Linked DNA regions of Homo sapiens: all the other regions are linked to region 3. Evidence: chromatin contacts called from ENCODE Hi-C or POLR2A ChIA-PET data. All regions are on one chromosome and are shown on one strand. The core of a region is the stretch at or near the end of the contact, and the rest is flanking DNA. Distances in the headings are between cores, read along the strand shown.

The links. A loop is a pair of places that touch in the nucleus more often than their neighbours do. ChIA-PET counts read pairs that join two places held with the same protein, here RNA polymerase II (POLR2A). Pooled maps may share reads with other maps.
Region 1: a pooled map shows a loop between it and region 3 (4-fold over the local background). The contact joins two enhancer-like sites. A Hi-C loop is called at or near these places in 2 of 50 pooled maps. POLR2A ChIA-PET finds 5 or more read pairs at or near these places in 3 of 52 experiments (MCF 10A, Panc1 and activated CD4-positive, alpha-beta T cell).
Region 2: a loop to region 3 is called in a pooled map, with 2.6 times the contacts of the local background. The contact joins the promoter of VPS37D here to the enhancer-like site in region 3. A Hi-C loop is called at or near these places in 1 of 50 pooled maps. POLR2A ChIA-PET finds 5 or more read pairs at or near these places in 5 of 52 experiments (Caco-2, HEK293, WTC11 and 2 more).

What each region holds. Positions count from the first base shown.
Region 1 is chr7:73,976,859-73,980,721 of GRCh38, forward strand. No RefSeq gene overlaps it. Among named protein-coding and RNA genes, the nearest start is that of ELN, 49 kb to the right of the region's middle. RefSeq lists an enhancer at 2,261-2,555. Within about 2 kb of position 2,458, at least 5 of the 41 ENCODE cell types and tissues checked have a DNase peak (open chromatin) inside an H3K27ac peak, as active enhancers do.
Region 2 is chr7:73,665,313-73,669,345 of GRCh38, forward strand. It overlaps VPS37D (VPS37D subunit of ESCRT-I), which reads left to right and starts at 2,519. Exons shown (of 4, transcript NM_001077621.2): 1 at 2,519-2,784. The coding sequence starts at 2,647. RefSeq lists silencers at 2,130-2,179, 2,190-2,289, 2,400-2,699 and an enhancer at 2,681-3,676.
Region 3 is chr7:73,809,210-73,813,467 of GRCh38, forward strand. No RefSeq gene overlaps it. Among named protein-coding and RNA genes, the nearest start is that of CLDN4, 20 kb to the right of the region's middle. RefSeq lists a silencer at 2,678-2,787. Within about 2 kb of position 2,676, at least 2 of the 41 ENCODE cell types and tissues checked have a DNase peak (open chromatin) inside an H3K27ac peak, as active enhancers do.

The DNA of each region.
Region 1 (3,863 bases), core at 1,208-3,707, 170 kb after region 3:
ATGGTTTGATGGAAAAGGAGGGTAGCCCTTCCCAGCTCTAGAAATTCAGGACTGGAGTGGTCATATTGCCGCTGGGCGGTCCTGGGCTGAGGCACCCGCACTGGTCCCCTGGTTGAGGTATAGACCAGAGACCACAGTTGGAAGGGATTCTAACTCTAGGGCCGAGGGGAGGGAGCGCGGGGACTGTGCAGGAGGACGCCTCCACCCCCGCAGTGCGTGTGCAAGATGGCAGGGCTCTGCAGCGCTTTCTCATTCTTTATGGTGTGCTGACAGCCAGGCAGAGCTGCAGAACACTTCCTAAGCCCATCTCTGTCCCTCGGGACTGGAGTTCTAAAGGCTGGCCATGGCGGTCAGATGACTATCCCCTGGGGCTCCCGAAAGCAGGGCCAGAAGGTTTGCAAACTCCTGGAAGACATCGATTCACAGGGCCACCTGCCCAGGGCTCCTCCCTGTGCAGGCGGGGGCTGAATTCCCAGGGTACCCCCAGCCCTGCTCAGAGCTGCAGCCTCTGTACCCCTGTGGCCCCCCAGGGCACCCCACCTTGCACCAGTCCCTGGAATCTGCACACTGGAGAACAGCCCCGGGCCCTCTGGGGCTGGCTGAAGAAAGGGCAGGTGGGACAGTAGTGGCTGAAAAGGGAGAAGTGTTGCCCCAAGGACATGGCACCCAGGACGTGGACATGGGGCAACCATCTCCGGGGCTTTCTGACCCTTTCTAACCCATTTCCACAGATCTGAGCCGGCAGGGGCCTCCCCCGAGAGACCTTCAGAGCCTGGGGTGATCAGGCTGGATTATCCTCTCTCCCTGTTCCCCCCACCTGGCTGCTGCAGACCTGAGAAACTTCCACCTGTCTCATACCAGCTGAGGGTGTCTGAGCAGCTGACATCAACCCCACAGATCTCCTGGACTGTGCTGGAAGGTACAGACAGGCAGGGAGGTTTCCCAATGGGTCAGGAGACCCTGACCCCATAAATCAACTGATCCTCAAGAGACAGGCTGGAGGGAGGGATGGTTCTAGAGAACCTGGCTCCTTGTTCTTCCCTGTGACAAAATCTGGCACCAGGAAGAGTTTAAGTGTGCAGGTGTGTGTGTTCAGGCATGTGTGTGCAGGCGTGCGTGTGCAAATGTGTGTGCAAGTGTGTGTGCAGGCATGCGTGTGCAAGTGTGTGTAGGCATGTGTGTGCAGGTGTGCGTGTGCAGATTGTGTGTGCAGGTGTGCGTTTGCAAGCGTGTGTGTGCAGGCATGTGTGTGCAGGTGTGCGTGTGCAGATTGTGTGTGCAGGTGTGCGTTTGCAAGCGTGTGTGCAGGCATGTGCGTGCAGGTGTACATGTGGAGGCATGTGTGGTCAGGCATGCATGTGCAGGTGTGTGCGTGTGCAGGTGTGCGTGTGCATGAACATGACTGTAAACTGGGTGCCCTTTCCCCTTCAAGCCTGTGGGTCTCAGTCCAGAGTCCACAGACAGCGTTAGAGCCTTGCCTGTGACTCAGAGGCAGGCCTTTCTCAAGCCGCCGTGCCGCCGGGTCGGGGGGAGGTCTGGGCCATGTGGCTACATCTGGGAGTCCAAGTTCAGGGCCAAGGATGGGCAACCAGCCCGTGCTCCCCGGTACACACCCATGTCCAACATCGCTCTCAGATGGCCCACCTTTCAGAGGAAGGAGGACCGGAGTTTGCAGGTCTTGGGAGAGTCCATGAAACACTGATACATACATTTATGTTCTTCCAAATCTGTAACAAAGCACACGAAAGAGAGAGCCTGCATTTCACGCATCTTAAACCACAGCCATGGAGCCCGTGCAGCTCATTCCCATTTATCATCCTTCCTGTGCACTAGAAACGTTCTGCGTCTCCACCAAACCCCCCATCCCCACCCCGCCCCCCAACCTGGCTTCAACCAGACGCTCGTAAATCTGTTTCTCTTGTTCCACACGAGCTGCCTGGGAAAAGGCCCCATTTGCTGCGTCTGCTCCTCCTTCCAAATGCTCGACGCCTTTGAGATTTTATGATTTCGGGTTATTGACTTGGCCTCCTGGGTCCCCCGTGGTAGGCGGCTGTTTGGGAGAGCGGCTGGAGGCTTTGGGTGACCTCAGGTTCACCCCTTGCCTAAACAGCGTTGGGGAGATGGTGCAAAAGACCTGCTGCTGCTGGCGGGTCCCGGGGCCTCATGTGGGAGCTCCTTATGGGGGCACAAACCCTGACCTGGGGCTAGCCTTCTGTGTCCCAACTCAGGCCCTGCACCCCACCCATTCTGAGCTTCTGGGCTCATTTCTCCCCAACTTCCTGAATCTGTGTTGCCAAAACCTCAGCTTCTGCTTCCCTTCCCAGCCTTAGCTCCTCCTCCCACTAAGAGCTCCCAAGGGAAACAGCCATGCGGTTGATGCAGGGCAAGGTGTGCAAAGGTCGTTCACTCCACAGCCAGGCCCCAGCCTCATCTGCGTCATGCTGCATGCTGCCACCAAGTGGCGGGGCTGGTTATTAGCTGGTATGGCCTGGAAGGGTGGTGCAGGTGGTTAAATATGTTGATTGACATTCAGAATGAAGGAACACCTGCCTTTGCCTGGAGGAAGCCCAGTCAAGAGGCAGAAGCAGGCAGGCAATACTAGAGCATTCTAAGTCCAGTGTTCAGGGTCACCGTGGCGCACACCTGTAATCCCAGCTCCTTGGGAGGCCGAGACGGGTGGATTGCCTGAGCTCAGGAGTTTGAGACCAGCCTGGGCAACATGGTGAGACCCCGTTTCTACTAAAAATACAAAAAATTAGCTGGGCATGGTAGTGCTTGTAGTCCCAGCTACGCGGGAGGCTGAGGCAGGAGAATCGCTTGAACCCAGGAGGCGGAGGTTGCGGTGAGCCAGGATCATGCCACTGCACTCAAGCCTGGGCGACAGAGCAAGACTTTGCCTTCAAATTAAATAAATGAATAAATAAATAAATCCAGTGTTCAGTAGTGTTCAGCAGGACTTGGGGCTTGGAGGAACCATCAGCCCTATCCAAGGCTCTTGGGGTGGGAAGAGGGGACAGCTTCTAAGTTAACCCCTGAAGGACCTATAACAAACCCCAAAGGTTGTATAGCAGGCGTGTGGCTCACTTGTAGAAATCCCAGGACTTTGGGAGGCCGAGGCAGGCGGATCACCTGAGGTCGGGAGTTCAAGACCAGCCTGGCCAACATGGTAAAACCTCGTCTCTACTAAAAATACAAAAATTAGCCAGGTGTGGTAGTGACTGCCTATAATCCCAGCTACTCAGAAGGCTGAGACAGGAGGATCGCTTGAACCCAGTACACGGAGGTTGCAGTGAGCCAAGATACCGCGCCACTGCACTCAAGCCTGGGCAACAGAGTGAGACACTGTTTCCAAAAAAAAAAAAAGGTTGTAGTGACAGAAAAGATGGATGATGAGTGGTACTTCCAGACAGAACCAGCAGCATAAGGAAAGCCCTCAGGCGAAAGAGACGTTTGATATGTTTGGCAAATGGGTTTTAGTGTCCACAGAACAGGGAGATGAAAGCTGGAGACATGGACTTTGGCCAGTTGTCATCTACAAAGCTGGGCCAGAGGGGCTGAGGTTTGCCTGGGGACAACAGTGTAAGCAGGGGATGACAGGATTAGATTTGAGTTGTAGGCTGGGCGCGGTGGCTCAGCCTGTAATCCCAGCACTTTGGGAGGCCGAAGCAGGTGAATCACTTGAGGTCAGGAGTTCGAGACCAGCCTGTCCAACATGGTGAAAGCCTGTCTCTACTAAAAATACAAAAATTAGCTGGGCATGCTGGTTCATGCCCGTAATCCCAGCTACTTGGGAGGCTGAGGCATGATAATTGCTTGAACCCAGGAGGTAGAGGTTTCAGTGAGCCGAGATCACCCACTGCACT
Region 2 (4,033 bases), core at 1,269-3,768, 140 kb before region 3:
GTTTGAACCTGGGTGGCAAAGATTGCAGTGACCTGAGATCACACCACTGACTCCAGCCTGGGCGACAGAGGGAGACTCTGTCTAAAAAGAAAGTGAAGGGACTGTGTGAGTCCAGAGGAAAAGGGAATAACCCCCTAGCCTGGGAAGGTGGAGAGGGCTTCCTGGAGGTGGTGATATTCCAGATGAGTCTTGAAGGGGAAAGCCAATTTTAGTTGTTGTAAAAATGTAGAACTGTTTTTAAAAAAAAGTAGAAGTGTTACTTTTATGGTCTGTCAACAAGGCTGTCCTGCCGCTTCTCCCAGACATTGGCACCATGCCTGCCCACCATGCTATGGCTGGATAGGGAGAGTCCTTGCTCAGCTCTTCCCGCCCCTATGCCTTGGCTTATGGATTTCTGTTTGCTTTCATCATTTTCTCCTTCAACTTGAGAACTCCTATTCAACCTCTGAAACCCAGCTCAAATGCCACCTCCTCTGGTAAGCCTTCCTAATTGCTCTTTGTACTTTTGTAGCAGTGTATTAAGGTGGAACAAGCTCAGTTGTCGTTGTTGTTTTTTGAGACGGGGTCTTGCTCCATTTCCCAGGCTGGAGTACAGTGGCAAAATCATAGGTCACTGCAGCCTCAACCTCCTGGGCTCAAGTGATCCTCCCACCTCAGCCTCCTGAGCAGCTGGGGCTACAGGCACGAACCACCACGGCCGGCTACTTTATTTTTTATGTTTGGCAGAGATGGGGGTCTCATTGTGTTGCCCAGGCTGGGTCACTCATTGTCTGACTTAATTTCTGAGTGTCTATTTCCTGAGATGGGGACAATGGCTTAACCTATTTGTAAAGACAAGGTACAGGACATATCGGGGATCACATGGGAATCACAAAGCCATCATGAGGTGACACCTGCCATTTGTCTTATACTAGAATTAGTTGAGTGGGAATGGGACTCTGCCTTAATCCATGAACTCCCTGAGGGCAGGGACAGTGTCCCCACAGGGCCTAACCCAGTGTTCAGCGCAGAGCGGCATCGTATGCTCTGTGGACACTGTACAAATGAGAAGAAACGGGACTGTATCATTTACCTGTAATGTGACTTTGGGGAGGCGACATCATCTCTTTTTTTTCTTTTTTTTCTTTGTTTGAGACGGAGCACGGAGTCTCTGTCGCCCAGGCTGGAGTGGAGTGGTGCTATCTCGGCTCACTACAACCTCCGCCTCCCAGGTTCAAGCGATTCTCCTGCCTCAGCCACCTGAGTAGCTGGAATTACAGGCGCCCACCACCACGCCCGGCTAATTTTTGTTGGTCAGGTTGGTCTCAAACTTCTGACCTCAAATGATTCACCCACCTTGGACTCCCAAAGTGCTGGGATTACAGGCATGGGCTACCGTGCCCGGCCTCTGTGATGCTTCTGCATGTCTAAAATAACAAGTGGGTATTGACCTACTATGTGTATTCATTATAACATTGCTAGCCATATCACTATCCCTCAGCATTTTAATTTTACTTTTATAGAGATGGGGTCTTGCTGTGTTGCCCAGGCTGGTCTCAAAACTGAGCTCAAGCAATCTCCCACCTCTGCCTCCTGAGTAGCTAGGACTACAGACGCATGCCACCATGTCCGGATACTTTTTAAAAGCATTTAAATACTTTTAAAAATTGTTCTTTTCACTCTTTTTTTTTTTTTTTTTGAGACGGAGTCTCGCTCTGTCACCCAGCCTGGAGTGCAGTGGCGCGATCTCCGCTCACTGCAAGCTCCGCCTCCCGGGTTCACGCCATTCTCCTGCCTCAGCCTCGCGAGTAGCTGGGACTACAGGCGCCCGCCACCACGCCCGGCTAATTTTTTTTGTATTTTTAGTAGAGACGGGGTTTCACCATGTTAGCCAGGATGGTCTCGATCTCCTGACCTCGTGATCCGCCCGCCTCGGCCTCCCAAAGTGCTGGGATTACAGGCGTGAGCCACCGCGCCCGGCCTCTTTTCACCCTTTTGACAATTTTTAAATTTTTTTAAATAGAGACGGGGGTCTTGTTATGTTGCCCAGGCTGGTCTCAAACTCCTGGCCTCAAGCGATCCTCCCTTCTCGGTCTCCCAAATCGCTGGAATTACAGGAGAGAGCCACCGCGCCCGGCCAGCAAGTCAGCGCTCACCATCTCCAACCCCATTTTACAGAAGAGAAAACTGAGGCTTGGGGAGGGCTGCAAGGCAGGAGCCCTCGGCGCCCGGCCAAAGTCAGAAATTTGTTGTTGCCATCCGAGGGGAAAACGTGCACGGGCTCTGCAAATTGTAACCGCCCGGGGTGGGAGAGTCCGTGCCTGGGGGCGTGGTGAGCCAGGGCCGGTGCTGGGGCGCAGAGCAGGGCGGCTCAGATTCCGGGAGGGGCGGGGAGATCGGGTTGCTGGGCGATCCTGGGGTGCTGGAGGCGGCGCGGCGCGGCCGGGGCGGGGAGGGGTGCGGCCCGCCTCCTCCCTGCCCCACCCCCAGCCCCGGCGCCGCGGCTCCTTTAAGAGCGGGAGGGGCGCCCCCTGGCGGCGGAGCGGTGCGTGCGGCCGGAGCCGGAGCGGATCCTGGAGCCGGAGCGGAGCGGAGCGGAGCGGAGCCGGGGCGGAGCGGGCCGAGCGGGCCGAGCCAGCAGCCGAGCTGGGGGCGCGGGCGGGCGGCATGTACCGGGCCCGGGCGGCGCGGGCGGGGCCGGAGCCCGGCAGCCCGGGGCGCTTTGGGATCCTCAGCACCGGGCAGCTCCGGGACCTGCTTCAGGATGAGCCCAAGCTGGACCGGATCGTGCGGCTCAGCAGGAAGGTAGCGCGGGGGGCTCGAGCGGGGGGCGCGGGGGACGGGCAGCGGCCTGCGGGACCTGCCGCTCGAGGGAAGGGCCGCGCGGGCCGGGCCGCGGGGCCGCCCGTGGGCGCGGAGCCTGGCACGTACGAGTGGGCCCCGCGGAGCCACCCCCGGGGGAGGGGGCGCTTGGAGCTGGCCTGGGGCGGGTGGGGCGCCGGGGACCCGAGGGGGGCGCCTGTGCACCCCCAGGATGGCCGCGAGGCGTGTCCTACAGCGGATGCTCCGGGGAGGTGTGTTCCGGGGGGCTGTGTTGTGGGGGGCCCTGGCTCGCACACCCACGTTCTGTAAGGGCCAGAAAGAGGAGGCGCCTTCCACTGGGAGAACTAGGGGCCTGTCTGACACCTGGAGGGGCCGTTGGGGGTTCACGCATTCTGGGGGCGCAAGAGGGGGCTTTGTGCCTGGCGTTGGGGAGGGGTGCTGGAAGCTGCCGTGTGTATTGCATAGGCCACCGTAAGAGAAAGTTGTATATTTCACGGGAGATAGGCCCGGGCTGGTTGTCTGTGGGGGGCAGAAAGGGCAAGTGTGTGTTGAAAGCAGGCAGGCGAGGAGGGGCTTGTGCATCCCACAAGGGACAGATGGAGGGGAGTGCGTTCTCCAGGGGCAGGGAGGGGAGGTTGGGCCCTGCTAGAGACAAGGAAAAAGCCTTCTCCAGGGCCGGGGCTGCTGTAAGCCCGGAGCAGGGAGGAAAAGGGGGTGTGTATTCCTTGGGGTGTGAGGATTCCACTGGAGGCAGAGGAAGGGGTGGGAAGGGAAGAGAGGGTGACCCGAGGGGGTGCTGTGAGGGGACGGGGTGCAGACACCCCTCTGGAGAGGATGAGCAGGGGGTGGGAGTGTTTTCGGTGCAAACACCTGAGGAGGAAACAGACAAAGGCCTGGAGTGAGAGGGAAGCTGTCCATGCATGGAAAATGGGGCAGAGGAGGGAGGGGCACTCCTCCGGGACCTGAGCAGACATATTAATTGAAAAATTAAAAATTAACTAACATTTGTAGAGGCCTTTATAGTTTTCCTCACTTAAGTCTCTCAACAACCCCATAAGGTGGATGTTTTTTAACTCGATTTGTAAAAGAGGAAACTGAGGCCAGAGAGGGAGCTCAGGGCAGAGCCAGTTCTGGTCCCGGCCTGTCATCGTCCCTTCACCTGTTGGGTTCACCACCCTGAAGGGGTGCCTGACAGGTGCCTTTGGCCTGGCCCTCAGGCACGGTCGCCCAG
Region 3 (4,258 bases), core at 1,426-3,925:
CCCGGGTTCAAGCTATTCTCCTGACTTAGCCTTACAGGCACCTACCACCACTCCCAGCTAATTTTTGTATTTTTAGTAGAGACGGGGTTTTGCTGTGTTGGCCAGGCTGGTCTCGAACTCCTGACCTCAGGTGATTCACTCGCCTTGGCCTCCCAAAGTGCTAGGATTACAGGCGTGAGCCACCGTACCCGGCCCCCTAAGCAGCCTCTTAAACTGGCCATCTGAGAAGCAGAACTCTTGAGGTGAGGAGTTTGGTTTGGGGCTCAGAGGGCCGCGCGTGTGTGGCCTCTGTCTGTCCGGGGATGGGGTGGGCGTGTTTGGCTTTCGAGGTGGATTCGTGCTTGTGTGAGAGGGTGTGTGTTTCTCATTCCTGGTATCCTCAGTTCCGGGCGTGGCGTGTCCCTCCGTGTGAGTGACGGTGGGAAGGTGAGGTGAGAGTGGCCAGGGCGGGGTGGAACTGTTTTCTCTCGGCCCGTCCAGGTTGGCTGCTTTTGGGTAATTCCCAGGCTCTGAGATGTCACAGAGCCAGGACGGGAGGAGTGAGTCACCCCCACCATTCCGCCATTGCCCTGGAGAAGCTTCTTCCCTGTCCCCAGGGCCCGGTTTCACTGGGAGCCATAAAAAGGCCCTGCCCAAGCTTGGTTTCTTCCGTTTTCAGCCGGACCTGCTGAAACCAAGCCTGGGGGCTGCCTGGGAGCGTGCCAAGGGCACTGCCCAGATGGGGCCCAGCCCAGAGGGAAACCAGCCCAGCAGGGACCCAGCTCCAGCTAAGGCCAGAAACCAGAGCCCACCCTTGGGGGCTGTTCTGTTCCTGGTCTCATCTGGTTTATACATATATATATATACACATACATATATATATATATACACACACACATACACATACATATATATATATACACACATACACACATATATATATATATATATACACACACACATACATATATATATATATATATATATTTTTTTTTTGACACAGTGTCGAGCTCTGTCGCCCAGGTTGGGGTGCAGTGGCATAATCTTGGCTTAGTTCAACCTCTGCCTCCCAGGTTCAAGTGATTCTCCTGCCTCAGCCTCCTGAGTAGCTGGGACTACAGGCATGCACCACCATGCCCTGGCTAATTTTTGTATTTTTAACAGAGATGGGTTTTCACCATTTTGGCCAGGCTGGTCTCGAACTCCTGACCTCAAGTGATCCGCCCACCTTGGCCTCCCAAAGTTCTGGGATTACAGGCATTAGCCACCGCGCCTGGCCACATCTGGTTTATATCTTAAGCCCCTCTGCCCACCAGGAGCCCCTTCCCCTGCAGGACTATGCCCCAGGCCCCCTCCACTCCCAGACTCCCCTCTGTAAGCTCCCCTTTCTTCCCTGAGCCCCATTCCTCTCCAAGAGCCCCCTCCCCTATCTGAAGCTCCTCTTCTCCTGGAGACCCTTCCCCTCCCAGTTCCCCCGCACCCCCTCCCTCCACTGCCCCTCCCTCTTAAAGTCCCCTACCCTTCTGTCCTGTCACTTCCCTGCCCTCTCGCTCCCTGGGGTGGGAGGGCCTGGCTTGGCGAGGCGGCTAAGAGAGGGGAAGGGGCTCAGGGTGGGGGCAGGGCATGTCTGGGGTCTGCCAGCTTGTCTTGGCCTGGCTGGCTCTCTATTCCATTATGAACATGTGGCTGGGGTTTCTGCCATCCTCCCAGGCCCTGGTGGGGTGGTTGGGGCTGAGAGGGTGATGGGGAGGGGAGGAGGAAGGGGCCGCAATGCCAATCACATCACCCCAGGGGCTCAGAACAGCTCCCGCCTCTCCTCCTCCTCCCCTTCTTTCTCGCCCCCACCCCCCTCCCCACCTTCCAGAGCCCATTAGCCCAGGGCTGCAGTGACACCTGCCTCCACTGGGGATCCTCCCCTACTCCTGGGGCCATAGCTGCTCCCCCAAGGGTGGGTTACCCTCTTGCCTTTTGACCTTCCCAGGGACCTGGCAGTCCTGCCCCTGGGTGGCCACCTCTTCAGCCTCTCCCAGAGCCTTGGCCACACTTGCTGTGCCGTCCGCAAACACCCAAGGGGGCACCGTGCCCAGTCCAGGAATCAGGCAGCCATCACCTTCCCAGCCAGACCCTGGGAAGGATAGACCCACAGCCTTAGCCATATACAGAGCACTGGGCAACTTTTACTTTTCACCATGATGAGCAACTTGTCAAAAGAATTTGCAAACAGACAGGTGCGGTGGCTCCCGCCTGGGATTATAGGAGGCTGAGGCGAGGGGATCACCTGAGATCAGAAGTTCCAGACCAGCCTGGCCAACATGGTGAAACCCCATCTCTACTAAAAATACAAAAATTAGCCAGGTGTGGTGGCGTGTGCCTGTAATCCCAGCTACTCGGGAGGCTGAGGCAGGAGAATCACTTGCACCCAGGAGGCAGAGGCTGCAGTGAACTGAGAGCTTGCCACTGCACTCCAGCCTGGATGACAGAGCAAGACTCCGTCTCATTAAAAAAAAGAAGAAGAATTTCCAAATCCTACCTCTGGCTCACCATTAAAACAGCCAATTTGGGGGTGTTTGGGGCAGCCGGTTACAATTCTCCCTCTCTACCCCTCCACCTGCCACTAGCACAGGTGCGATTTTCAAAATTCCCATCAACGGGTGTGGGACACCCTGGATGCTGCAGTTCCCACAAGCAAACAGGCGAGGGCGACTCTAGGGAGAGTCACCGCGGCCGTGGGCTGGCCCAGCCTTGAGGAGAGCATTGACACACAGCGTTTGCCAGAACCATGGCCAGGGACGCTGCCTACTTGCTGGAGGTCCCTGCTCCTTCTGGACAGGGATTTATGGTTGGGTGCATTGCTTAGAATAGGAATTAGCTACCATTTGACTGACTTTTTGGTTTTTTGCTTTTTTCCCCATCTACGTCAAGTTCACTGACTTCATTATCTCTATTCTACTTTTGAGCTCATTCAAGGTTTTGTTGTATTATTATTATTATTTTAGAGGGAATCTCACTCTGTCGTCCAGGCTGGAGTGCAGTGGTGCGACCTCAGCTCACTGCAACCTCTGCCTCCCTGGTTCAAGCGATTCTCCTGCTTCAGCCTCCTGAGTAGCTGGGATTACAGGCACCCACCACCACGCCCGGCTAATTTTTGTATTTTTAGTAGAGACGAGGTTTCACCATGTTGGCTAGGCTGATCTTGAACTCCTAACGTCAGGTGATCCACCTGCCTTGGCCTCCAAAGTGCTGGGATTACAGACTTGAGCCACCGTGCCCAGCCTGGCTTTGTTTTATCATTGCGGTTATTATATTGTTCAGTTCTAAACTTTATTTAAATTTTTTTATTTTCATTTATTTATTTATTTTTTATACAGGGTCTTGTTCTGTCACCCAGGCTGGAATGCAGTGGTGCAGTCATGGCTCACTGCAGCCTCCTTCTGGGCTCAAACAATCCTCCCATCTCAGCTTCCCGAGTAGCTGGGACCACAGGCACAAGCCACCATGCCTGGCTAATTTTTAATTTTTTTGTAGATATGGGGTCTTGCTTTGTCACCCAGGCAGGTCTTGAACTGCTGGACTCAAGAGATCTTCCTGCCTTTGCCTCCCAAAGTGCTAGAATTACAGACATGTAAAATTTCTGTTTGGGGCTGGGTGCAGTGGCTCATGCCTGTAGTCCCAGCACTTTGGGAGGCCGAGGCGGGAGGATCTCTTGAGACCAGGAGTTTGAGACCAGCCTGGGCAACATAGCGAGACCTCATTTCTACAAAAAAATAAAATATTGACAGTGTGGTGGCTCATGTCTGTAGTCTTGGCTACTCTGGAGGCTGACGTGAGAGGATCACTTGAACCTGGGAGGTCGAGGCTGTAGTGAACTATGATCATGCCACTGTACTCCAGCCTGGGTGACAGAGGGAGACCCTGTCTCAAAAGAAAACAAAAAATTGTTTGGCTCTTCTTTACATCTTCTCTTCTTTGCAAAGACTTTCTATATTTCCATTGATTTCAAGAGTGTTGGCCTTTCTTGCAACATTTTGATAATAATTGCTTTAAAGTCTTGATCTGATATTTCCAATGTTTTGTCATCTCAACATTGACCACTGTTGATAGTCTTTTCTCCTGTGAGTTGAAATTCTCCCGGCTCTTTGTATGCTGAGTAATTTTGGAGTGTCTCCAAGATATTTTAAATATTAGGATATAGGAATCTGGATCTTTATACAATTCTATGGAGAATGTTGATATTTTTGTTTTAGCAGGCTGTGGTTTTTTTTTTTTTTTTTTTTTTTGG